3 separate regions of the Homo sapiens genome follow, and regions 2 and 3 are each linked to region 1. Evidence: chromatin contacts called from ENCODE Hi-C data. All regions are on one chromosome and are shown on one strand. The core of a region is the stretch at or near the end of the contact, and the rest is flanking DNA. Distances in the headings are between cores, read along the strand shown. Region 1 holds the start of KDM1B (lysine demethylase 1B). Region 2 holds the start of DTNBP1 (dystrobrevin binding protein 1). Region 3 holds the start of JARID2-DT (JARID2 divergent transcript).

Region 1 (3,603 bases), core at 502-3,001:
AATGTCTTCCTTCTTGATTTTTCAAATTAATAAACACACCTAAATATAACCAATTGGTTTCATGCTCAACATTATACATATATTTCTAATTTTTAATTCAAGCATTTAAAATTTGGCTTTGGTTTTCTTTTAATGTGATAAAAAAGTGGGATTTTTTGGTAAATATATAAGTGGATATATCAATATGTAGATTTCATTATAATAATCCCTAGGTTTTTCTGAAGCAGCTTATTCAAAAAGATTTTTTCTTTTTTTTGAGACGGAGTCTTCCTCCGTGGCTCAGGCTGGAGTACAGTGGTGCGATCTCGGCTCACTACAACATCCACCTCCTGGGTTCAAGCGATTCTTCTGCCTCAGCCTCCCGAGTAGCTGGGATTACAGGTGTGTGCCACCACGTCCGGCTAATTTTTGTATTTTTAGTAGAGACCAGGTTTCACCACCTTGGCCAGGCTGGTCTTGAAGTACTCCTGACCTCAAGTGATCGCCCACCTCGGCCTCCCAATATTGAATAATTCAATATTGAATTATTCAATATTCAACATGCAGTTCAATGATTCAATATTAAATCCCCAATTGCCTAGATATCTTTTGTTGATTCTCCCAGCAAGGCAAATAATTATTGATGGTAATTTTCTCATGTACCTCCTGAAGAAGCCTTCTCTCCCACTCGCCTTTCTGCCACTAAAATAGATTTAAAAACACAAAACAAAACTGGTCAAAGCCTTGAGTTATGTGTGTATACGTGGTGTGGGGGATTCCCCAACTGGAGTGGACTGGGGAGTCCTGCAGGCTTACCCAAGGGAAGACTGGACTTCTATGTGGCTGGTTTCCACATCACTGAACCCCAACTTTCTACAGCTGGGTCGGCCTCTTCCTTCCTCTTTCACCTGTCAGCTGCCCGGCCGTTGACTAACAGCTACCCTAATCGGGCCACCCCTCCTCCAGGTCTCCAATCCCAGAGGAGTTACCCCAGCAACCTGGCAATGCTCATCAAGTCTCAACGCGTGGTGGCTGTGCCAGAGAATTACTACAACACCTGCAAGGCTGTGCGGGCTCCTGGCCGCACCCTATCGGCCGGGAAGAACAAGCGAGGGAGTTCCTACTCCAGGACCGTGGGGTTCTCCCGCGGCTCTGACAGTCCCCAGGAGGGAGCCCCAAACTCCCGGTGCCAGCTGCAGCCGCCTCGCTTTCCGAGAAGCTTTCGGAAGCTTTTCGAAGTCGGAGAAGCAACTGCCCCGGGGCTCACCTTTGCGCTGAAGAGGTGCCGGGAGTCTCGGGGAAAAGGCACCGCTGTACAGAAAGGAAACATTGTAGGGGGGTTAGCCGACCGGCAACATCGCGACGAACCCGGCGACCCCACGCCCCAACACCCTAGCCCGGGAATTCCCCCTTCTTCAGACAGATACCCACCCCGCACCCTCTTTTAATCCGGGGCAGGAGGTATCCGTCCCTGGGGCACCCGCCCACCTCCCACCACGGCGAGGGGCGCTGCACAGGGGGAAAGGGAGGGCTTGCACCCCAACCAAGCTGCTTTGTGCAACGCTGTCACCCGAAATCCGCCACGGCCCCCACGCACGCCCCCGGAGTGGGGAGCCTCCCACCTCTGAGCGCCAGCGAGGCGGTGCGCGCCGCCCTGGACTGCGGGCGCCTCTCCGGAGCCGCGCGCCGCGCGCACAGGACGGCTGCAGCCGCGCCGCGAGCCCCAGCCTCTTCTCGGCCGCCGCCGCCGCCGCCGCTTCCGCCCCTGTCACGGCGTGACCCGGGGTGGGAGGAGCCGACAGGACTAGGGATGGGTAGGGTCCCCGCCTTCGCTTTAGCCGCAGCGCTCGCTCCGCCCTGCCCATTTCCGCCGCTGCGCAAACCCCGGCGCTTGGGGAAGTGGGTGGAGTCTGTGCAACGAGGTACGGGGCGGGAGTGGAGACGGGGCGCCGGGAGAGGGGGCGGGAACTGAGGCGGGGCGCGGGAAAGAGGCGGGGCGCGGGAAAGAGGCGGGGCGCGGGCGGAGGCGGGGCGCGGGCGGAGGCGGGGCGCGGGCGGAGGCGGGGCGCGGAGAAGTGGCGGAGGTGGAAGCGGAGGCGTACCCGCCCCTGGGGACGTCATTGGTGGCGGAGGCAATGGCCGGCAACCAGCTGTAAGCGAGGTAGGCTCACTCGGGCGCGGAGGGTGCGGGTGAGAAAGGGAACGATTTGCTAGGAGTGTATGCGCCCGTGCTAGGGCTCCCAGGAATTCTTACAAGCGTAGACAGCCTAGCAATCAGCCCTGTGAAGTGGGGTTCAGGGCAGAAGCGGAAACTGGGAATAACGAGGTCGGACAGTAAATGACCTGAATCCAATGTCCAGGATTTAAAGTGCTTCCAAAGCACTGGTGTGTTTTAATTATTTTTTTTTCTTTTTTCTTTTAGAGACAGGGTCTCCCTCTGTCGCCCATGCTAGCGTGCAGTGGCACAATCATAGCTCACTGTAACCTGGAACTCCTGGGCTCAAGTGATCTTCCCGCCCCAGCCTCCTCGGTAACTGGGACTACAGGCTCGCTGCACCACGCTTGGCTAATTTTTCAAATTTTTTTTTATAGAAACGGACTCTCGGTTTTTTCCCCAGCCTGGTGTATTAGTGATTTTTGGGAAAAAATAAGTACTGCCAAATAGTGAGTGATCCCTGGTGATGTGGGAAACTGGGGTGCTGTAAATATTCTGTCTTGCTCTGCGGTGGTTACACAGGTGTATGTATATGTAAAAAATTCACCGAGTCATACTCTTTTAAGATGTGTGCACCTTAGGAAAGTTTCTTCTCAATTTTATGAAATTTAAAAACAAAACTATAGCAGAAGCTTTTGAAAAGGTGAGAATGGAGACTAGAACAACTTGAGGACTTTGTTTGTGGGCAGAAATTTTTGTGAAATTTCCCTTCCTTAATTCTTGTAATGTGCACTTTTTTTGTATTATAGAAATAAACTTTATTTCTCTAGAAATGATGTATACAAGTGGAGTCCATGCTGAGAAACTGTTAGAACAGCTAAGACGTTGAGCCCAGGAGTTTGAGACCAGCCTGGGTAACATAGCAAGACCCTGTCTCTACAAAATATTTAAAAATTAGCCAGGCATGGTGGTGCACCCTTATAGTCCCAGGTACTCAGGAGGTTGAAGTGAGAGGATCGCTTGAGCCCCAGTGTTGGAGACGGAAGTGTCATTACACCACTGCACTCCAGCCTGGGGGATAGAGAGAGACCCTGTCTCAAAAACAAACAACTAAGACATGATTAAGTTATGTGCATGATTTTGTTAGACAGTTCAAGTTTGTGTGAAAGGAATAGAGTTGTGCTACTCCAGGCTGCTGTGGAACTCTGATAAAGATTATGCTTCTCTTTTAAGTAGAGAACTGCTTTATGAAGCCTTGAATTTAGGTTCCAGAGTTTCTGAATGAAAATGAGAAAACTGCAACATTCTTTTGCTTTTCTGTACCCAATATAAATCAGATACTTTCTACTGACCTCTCAGAAAACTCAGAGTCACCTCCTGATACCATCAGGGTCTTGCAGAAGCCATTTGTCAACAAATATTTGCTAAGAAGTGAATTCATGTTCCCAGGTAATGAGAGAAATGCCTCC
Region 2 (3,598 bases), core at 1-2,500, 2.5 Mb after region 1:
GGCTGCTGTGTCAAGGATGGATTATAGGGGTGTGTATGGCAAAAGAGTAGAATCTGGAAGAACTGTCTGTGTTCCCATTGAAAGAGGATGGTGCCTTCGACCAGGATAAATATAGTGAAGATATAGAAAGAGAAGGAGGTTCCAGAAATACTTCAGGAGTAGAGTTGATTGGATTTGATGGGTTAATATGGGGAATGAGGAAAAGAGGGGAACCAGAGGTGATTTCAAGTGTCTTACCTTGAGCAAATTGGTGGATGGTGGTGTCATTTACTGAAACGGAAAATACAGGATGAGCAGATTAAAGGTGAACATGCAATGAATGAAATTTTCAATTTTGTGTATGTTGGTCTGAGATGCCTTTTGGATACATGTTGTATACATGCTTACATGAGTAAGCAACTGGTATGAATTGACGGAGAGGGAGGAAGGACAGGGCAGAAGATAGAGCTGTGGGAGTCATCGGTTCCTTGACAGAATTTACAGCGTGGTAATGGATAGACTCTATGCTATCCATCTATGGAACAACACATCTGGAGAAGAGAGAAGAGCTGGGGAGGCTGGACTGTAGCCTTGGGAGTGGCTATTAAAATAGGAGAAGGGGTGGAGCGGAAGGGAGAGAGGAACTATGGAGTGCTTAGCAAGAGAAGAAAGTGTTTTAAGGATGGGGATGATAAACTGCATTGAAAGCCACTGAGAGGTGGAGAAAAAATCAGGGCAGAGAAGTAATAAAAGGCATCAGCAACATGGAAGTCACTGGTGACTCGCGAAAGGCGATCACCTTTGGTGTGTAGGGCACAAAAGCCTGGGGGGGTAAAGAGAGAGTGGAAAGTAAGAATGTCGAGACAGTCGACTATTATTGCCATTTTATGAATGAAGAAACCGAGGCTCAATATTTGACTGTCTCATTCAAGGTGAAAGCCAGTGGGGTCAGATCCTGGACCTAGAATCCATGCAATGATTTGTGCACATCGCCTATTGAAGAGAGAGATCCAATTCTCTTCCAAAACGTAAAAGCCAACACTTCCCTCAAAGGAGGCTTCGAGTTAAATCATCCTTTCACGATGCCGCTTCCATTTTAAAGAAAAAAAAAAAAAAACGAGAAGGCCTGGTGCGGGATAGGAATGAGCCGAGGAGCTACTGGCCCTCTCGGTCGGGGGAAGACCCGCCCCTTTTCCGCAGCCCGAGCCCGGCGCAGTCCACTGCGGCTGCGCGAGCCTGGCGCGCGCGGGGCGGGAACGCGGAAGGGGCTGGGGTTGCGGCGCGGCGGCGAGGACCAGACCGGGGGCGGGGCCGGTAGTGGGAGTGCGGGGCGCGCGGTGACAGCGCGGGGTTGGCGGCGTGGGACCCAGGGGGCGACAGAGGCAGCAGCAGCCCGAGGCCTGAGGAGAGGAGACCGGCGGCGGCGGCAATGCTGGAGACCCTTCGCGAGCGGCTGCTGAGCGTGCAGCAGGATTTCACCTCCGGGTGGGTATACGGTGGGCGACGAAAAGGGACCTGAGGGGGCCGGGCCGCCGCCTGGGATGCCCCTGCCTCGCTCCCTTCCCCGCGCCACGGTCCAGGGTCCGTCCTGTCCCGCACCTCCCCGCCCCGCCCCGCCGAGGAAAGTAACGAACTTCCCGGCGTCCTCGCGTCGGGCGGCGCAAAGTAACTTAGGTCCCTGCGGGCCGCCTGTGACGCGCACCCCCCAGGACCGGGAGGCGCTCGGCGGCGCAGCGGAGCGCCCGGGGGGGGTGTGGGACCCTGCGGTCCTTTCCCGGCAGCATCAGCTGGGCCCTGGAGGGAAGTCATGTGAGAAGCCAGCGCGCCTCACCGCTTCCGCCCCCGCGGCACAGTGGCCTGCGCCCCTCGGCCCAGCAGACACCTGCTCGTGCGCACCTGGAGCTGGGCCAGCCACCCTCCCCGAGTCGGATCGCACCGCGCAGCAGCCTGCACCCTCCGGCCACAGCCTTCCGCGCCGCGTCTCGGCTTTCACGCCCGGCTCGCCGGCCTAACCCTTGGCAAGGCTGGCCGCCCCTCCCCGTTGCGTCCTTTCTCTACCTTTGCCGTGAGCTCAGCGCCTCGGCGAAGGAACTCCTAAGCAGGAGAAGCGACAGAACTTTAGGAATGCTTTTAATACCCAGCGGTTCCCAAACTTTGCTTAGAATCACCTGGGAACCTTTCAGAGTTCTGATGCCCAGGTCTCACCCCCTACCTGTTGACCAGAGTGCCTGGAGACGGCGTTTTAAAGATCCCCAGGGGATTCCAGTGGGCACCAACGCCTGGGAACCACAGGCCGAGACTCTGGCGCCAGATTGCCTAGGCATCCTGGCTCGACCACTAAATCAAACGTAGTTACTCAGCTGCCTTGCCTCAATGTACTGTTTCCGCTACCGTAAAATGGGGATAATGATGGTACTTAAAAGGTTATTACAAGGATTAATGAATTAATGTGTAAAACACGAAGCAAGCATCATGTCAGTATTGTTACTTAGTGCTTAATTTTAATTTTTTCATTCCTTTAAAGTGAAAAAGATCTGTCTTTGAAAAGGATCTTTCAACTTTAGCTTACAAATCCTGTTGGAGGATGCACTGAATGTGAGAACATTTCCACTCATACTGTTTTAAATTTCTCCCCCCCACCCCCCTTTTTTTTGAGATGGAGTCTTGCTCTGTCACCCAGACTGGAGTGCAGTGGCGTGATCTCGGCTCACTGCAACCGCCGCCTCCCGGATTCAAGCGATTCTCCTGGCTCCACCTCCTGAGTAGCTGGGACTAGAGGCGCCCGGCTTATTTTTGTATTTTTTAGTAGAGACGGGTTTCACCATATTGGCCAGGCTGGTCTCGAACTCCTGACCTTGTGATCCTCCCGCCTTGGCCTCCCAAAGTGCTGGGATTACAGGCGTGTGCCACCGTTCCCGGCCCACCCTCCCCCCCTTTTTTTTAAAGTGACAAGTTCTCGCTCTGTTGCCCAGGCTGGAGCGCAGTGGCGCTATTATAGCTCGCTGCAGCCTCCAACTCCTGGGTACAAGAGATCCTCCCTCCTAGGCTTCCTGAAGTGGTGGGATTATGGGTATTAGTCACTGCGCCCAGCCTCGTTTTAAATTTCTAATGAGAAAGATGTTAGCCAAAATTTTATCTTAATGGACAAAAATGTTAATACTATTTGCACATTGGGCGTTGAATAACAAACTGTCAAACGCTTGAGCACTTACCATGCGTCAATCATTTTTGTTAGTTTGGTGTTTAGAAAGTTATGGACGCTCGGAGTCATTCACTGATGGGTGTGCTTGCGTGCTTGCATTTTGTTCTCCCTATTTAGTAAAAGTACCTTCTTTTCAGAGCGTAAATTATTGTATTGAAAACTTTTTGGTGTGATGCTGAAATGGCCCATTTGTAGCATGAGAGTGGCCATTATTCTCCTGTTAGTACTTCATGGAATTCCTTGATGGCACAAGAGCCCATCTTGTAGTTACTATAACTCTAGGTCACATGGTTGCCTCAGAAGCATTCATGCTCCTGACCTTTGTAAGAAGGCATTTTACCCCGGAATGTAGATTCTGGAGTGGGCTCTGGACTGCTGGGGCACAAACCATCCTGGGAGATCAGGGTAACCCTAAAC
Region 3 (3,262 bases), core at 412-2,911, 2.9 Mb after region 1:
TCGGACCCTCGATCGCAACTTAAAGGGCTTCCAACACACATGCGTTACACGATTTTTCCAAATAACATTAATAATAATAACACAGGCTCATTTGCATGCAAAGTGCAATACGGGGCCAAATCCGCTTGAGAATGCAGTTTAGTTACATTACCGCAGCCACCCCCCACCTCAAGCTCCACCAAAATCCCTTGCCTTTCATCTAAAAGTAGATTATGGTTGTGTCATTCGAGGTCAATTTATTCACTTGAGGTATCTCTACACCAGTCTGTTTTTTCAACCAAACTAGGCAGACACCACTTTGCTTGAAAAGCCCTCTTTCAGAAAAAAAAGAAACAGCCTTATCGGACGCTGTGTTTAAAACCCTTCAGAGGCAGAATTATCTATAAACTTGACATTCACAGCCATTGCTTAAAACTGCAAGTCAAAGGATGTGTTGTTAGGAGCACTTACGTATTTCTTCTGAATGATATTCCTCTTGGGTCTTTCCTTGCTCATTCTGAGATCCAAATGCTGATTGCAAAAGGGGACAATTGCTTCATGAATTTAAAGCCGTCAGAAATTTGCAAAAAAATATCCTGGTGGTTTTTATTGTTGTTGGTGGTGGTTGATCTTGTAATCCGACTTTTCTTCCTCTTCCCCCAAAGCCAGATTCGCCTTGAAATAAATCCGAAATTGGGAAGGAAAAAAAAAGAGCCAAAGACGAACGAAGCAAACAAAAAAAAATTCACTTTAGTAAAACACTCATAATGGAAAATTTCCCCCGAAACACATACACACACACACAAAAAAAAACCGACGCCCTTCACTCCCCCCCCTTTTTCCTCCAAAAACTACATCAGCGAAACGTGAAGGTCCTTAGTGTCTGATCCGTAGTTACATCTTGGAAAAGAAAAGGGAAAGATAAATAAAAAATGTTGGAAGTCACGTTTGTGCTGCAGCAGCAGTGCGAGCAGAAGAGTCAACTCCAGCGGCGGCGGCGGCGGCGGCGGCAGCACCACAGCGAGGGCTCGCCGAGTCTCTTTTTTCCAAGCCCCCTAACCAATGAGAGAGAGGCTATCCAGCCCAACTTTAAATGGACTCTGCTTTTATACAAGTTAGGGCTCCTCGGATAATTCCCCGCCGGGCGCCAGCCGAAAACTCCCACCGCTCAGCCGCCAGGCGCCCGCTTAGCCTGGTGCCGACCGCCCCTGGCCCAGTCCAGGGCACCCCCGCAGCCTGGCCAACCAGACACCCGAGCGACCTCGACGAACCCCTCCCAGGCAAGCCCTCGGGCGTCGCTCCCACGCCGAGCCCAGGCGTGGAATTGAGAGAGGCTCCCTAGCTCAATGCATGGCACGCTCCGTCGCTCCACCTCACCCCCTTTCCCCTGCCTGCCGCTCACCCCACGGCCGCCCCACGCCAGCCCCCGCCACTGCCTTCGCGTCTACCTGCAGCCGGGCTGCTGGGTAGGAGTGCCCCAGGACGCCCGGCCCCGGGGAGAGCCGCCTATTCCCGGGGCACCTTAGAATGGTCCCCTTGATCTTCTGGAAGTTGTAGTCCCCCGACTACAAAATGGCTATGGCCACGGAAGCTGGGAACTACAATTCCCAGCCTGCCCCGCAAAGCCTGTCACTCAACTCCCCTCCCTCCTCCTCGCCCCCTCCCCCTCACTGGCCGTGCCAACAAACGCTTGGACGTGTCCCGCGTGCGACACTGCTAGAGGCTGGCTCGGGATTGGCCCGCGGAGCGTGTGGTCCGCGAGCGAGGAACTCCCCACGCCGGCCCTCCTCCGCCCCCCGGGCCCCGGCCCCCCTCCCCTGGCGGCCGCCAGCCCCCTCCCCGCGCGCCCCGCCCCCACCCGCGGCGCGAACCGCCTGTGGAATCGAGGAATCGCGCGCGTGCGGCCCGGAGCCGCGGGGGAGGGACGCGAGGCTTCCCCGGGGAAGGCCTCGGAGCGTGGCGGTGAGGGGGGCGGTGTCAGGGAGGGGTTGGAGCCCGTCCTAAGGAAAACTGGGCCACGCACCAAGAGGAATCCTCGGTGCGAACTAGTTGATCGGCGGCGCCTGCTGCTTGTGCCGTGCAGCCGGTGTCACCTCAGGACAGCGCCTCGCGTCTGTGTACAGAGCGTGCTGCGGGCGCCTAGGGTAGTCCGAGGTCACCCCTCTCCGCGCCCCGCAGTCGCGCACGCCCCCACGCGCGGGGTGGGCGGTGGCCGGGGGTCGCCGAGTGGAAAGGCCACGCCCCCCCACGCCCGGGCTCGGCACGCTGCCCCTGGGTCGCGAACGCGCCTCCGCTCGACCCGCTTGGAGGACGTCGCTGGTGGCCCAGGAGTGAAGCCCCGGCGGCTGCCTCCTGAGAAAAGATAGCCGTGTTTAAAGAGACTGAACGGGATCTTTGCTTTGCCGGGCGTATTTTGTGATAAAATACCACAAAATGTTGAGACAAAAATGAGTGGAATATGGAGACCGAGCCGCACAGACACGCAATTGTAAGGAAACATCTCGAACACCGAGTGCCAGGAATATCAACTGTCCGGGCCACGCAAGAGCCTGCTTTTTACCTGCCTCCAGCCCCCTGTCGTGCTGGTTTAATCGCTGAAACAAATGAAGTAGCAGGCCCTGGCATAGCGCTTTGGGCCTTCGCCTTATTAACAACTTTGTCAAGTCTCGCATCGCGATTCTGCCTTGTTAATTTCCTTGTTTTTCGCTGTGGTTTTGGAGAAGCAATGTTTTCCATGATCTCTCAGGCTAGCCTCGGAATAAAACGTGGCAGAAGCGCTCCCGCGAACACATACCCATATATTTTATTCTACCTATTCCCTAGAGTCTGCTAACTTCAAAAGTCTAGATACTCACACAGCTGTTTACTTGCAGCAGTATTTGAAGAGATAACCTTGGTGTCTAGAAAGGTCTCAGAAACTGGAGGTAAGAGACCTGGATTCAAATCGCGCCTTGGCCACTTCCCAAAAGGCAACCGAGAGCCTCTCTGAGCTTGTCAGTTTCCGCATCTGCAAATTAGTGGTGATCAAACCTGTGGGGATGATTATGTGATAAATAACAGTAACCTAGTTTAAAACTAGGCACGTTATTGGAAGCTTTCAGTAAACGAAATAAAAAGCCTTTTCGAGAGGGTATTTTCCTTATTATTTTTACCTTTTCAAAAAATCTGAAATGAAATAATTTTATCTAATGTTCACTTCACAATTGGAAAAATAAATGATCTTTTGTGCCCTGAATACTGCAAAACTTGTACGCTGGTGCCATTTCCTGGGAAGGATCCAATG

What was found. A loop is a pair of places that touch in the nucleus more often than their neighbours do. Pooled maps may share reads with other maps.
Region 2: a loop to region 1 is called in a map of CD4-positive, alpha-beta T cell, with 7 times the contacts of the local background. The contact joins the promoter of DTNBP1 here to the promoter of KDM1B in region 1. A Hi-C loop is called at or near these places in 3 of 168 maps with a recorded cell type or tissue (CD4-positive, alpha-beta T cell, CD4-positive, alpha-beta memory T cell and CD8-positive, alpha-beta T cell), 1 of 37 single-sample maps with no recorded cell type and 7 of 50 pooled maps.
Region 3: a loop to region 1 is called in a map of CD8-positive, alpha-beta T cell, with 21 times the contacts of the local background. The contact joins the promoter of JARID2-DT here to the promoter of KDM1B in region 1. A Hi-C loop is called at or near these places in 6 of 168 maps with a recorded cell type or tissue (CD4-positive, alpha-beta T cell, CD4-positive, alpha-beta memory T cell, CD8-positive, alpha-beta T cell and 1 more), 3 of 37 single-sample maps with no recorded cell type and 10 of 50 pooled maps.

What each region holds. Positions count from the first base shown.
Region 1 is chr6:18,153,570-18,157,172 of GRCh38, reverse strand. It overlaps KDM1B (lysine demethylase 1B), which reads right to left and starts at 1,751. Exons shown (of 22, transcript NM_001364614.2): 1 at 1,602-1,751; 2 at 1,247-1,290. TPMT (thiopurine S-methyltransferase) reads left to right here and starts at 2,096. Exons shown (of 9, transcript NM_000367.5): 1 at 2,096-2,140. RefSeq lists an enhancer at 811-1,050 and a silencer at 1,491-2,050.
Region 2 is chr6:15,660,680-15,664,277 of GRCh38, reverse strand. DTNBP1 (dystrobrevin binding protein 1) reads left to right here and starts at 1,250. Exons shown (of 10, transcript NM_032122.5): 1 at 1,250-1,464. The coding sequence starts at 1,409. RefSeq lists a silencer at 1,254-1,763 and an enhancer at 1,994-2,043.
Region 3 is chr6:15,243,773-15,247,034 of GRCh38, reverse strand. It overlaps JARID2-DT (JARID2 divergent transcript), which reads left to right and starts at 1,661. Exons shown (of 1, transcript NR_187237.1): 1 at 1,661-3,112. JARID2 (jumonji and AT-rich interaction domain containing 2) reads right to left here and starts at 966. Exons shown (of 18, transcript NM_004973.4): 1 at 451-966. The coding sequence starts at 495. RefSeq lists enhancers at 889-988, 1,099-1,148, 2,338-2,851 and silencers at 1,759-2,018, 2,029-2,338.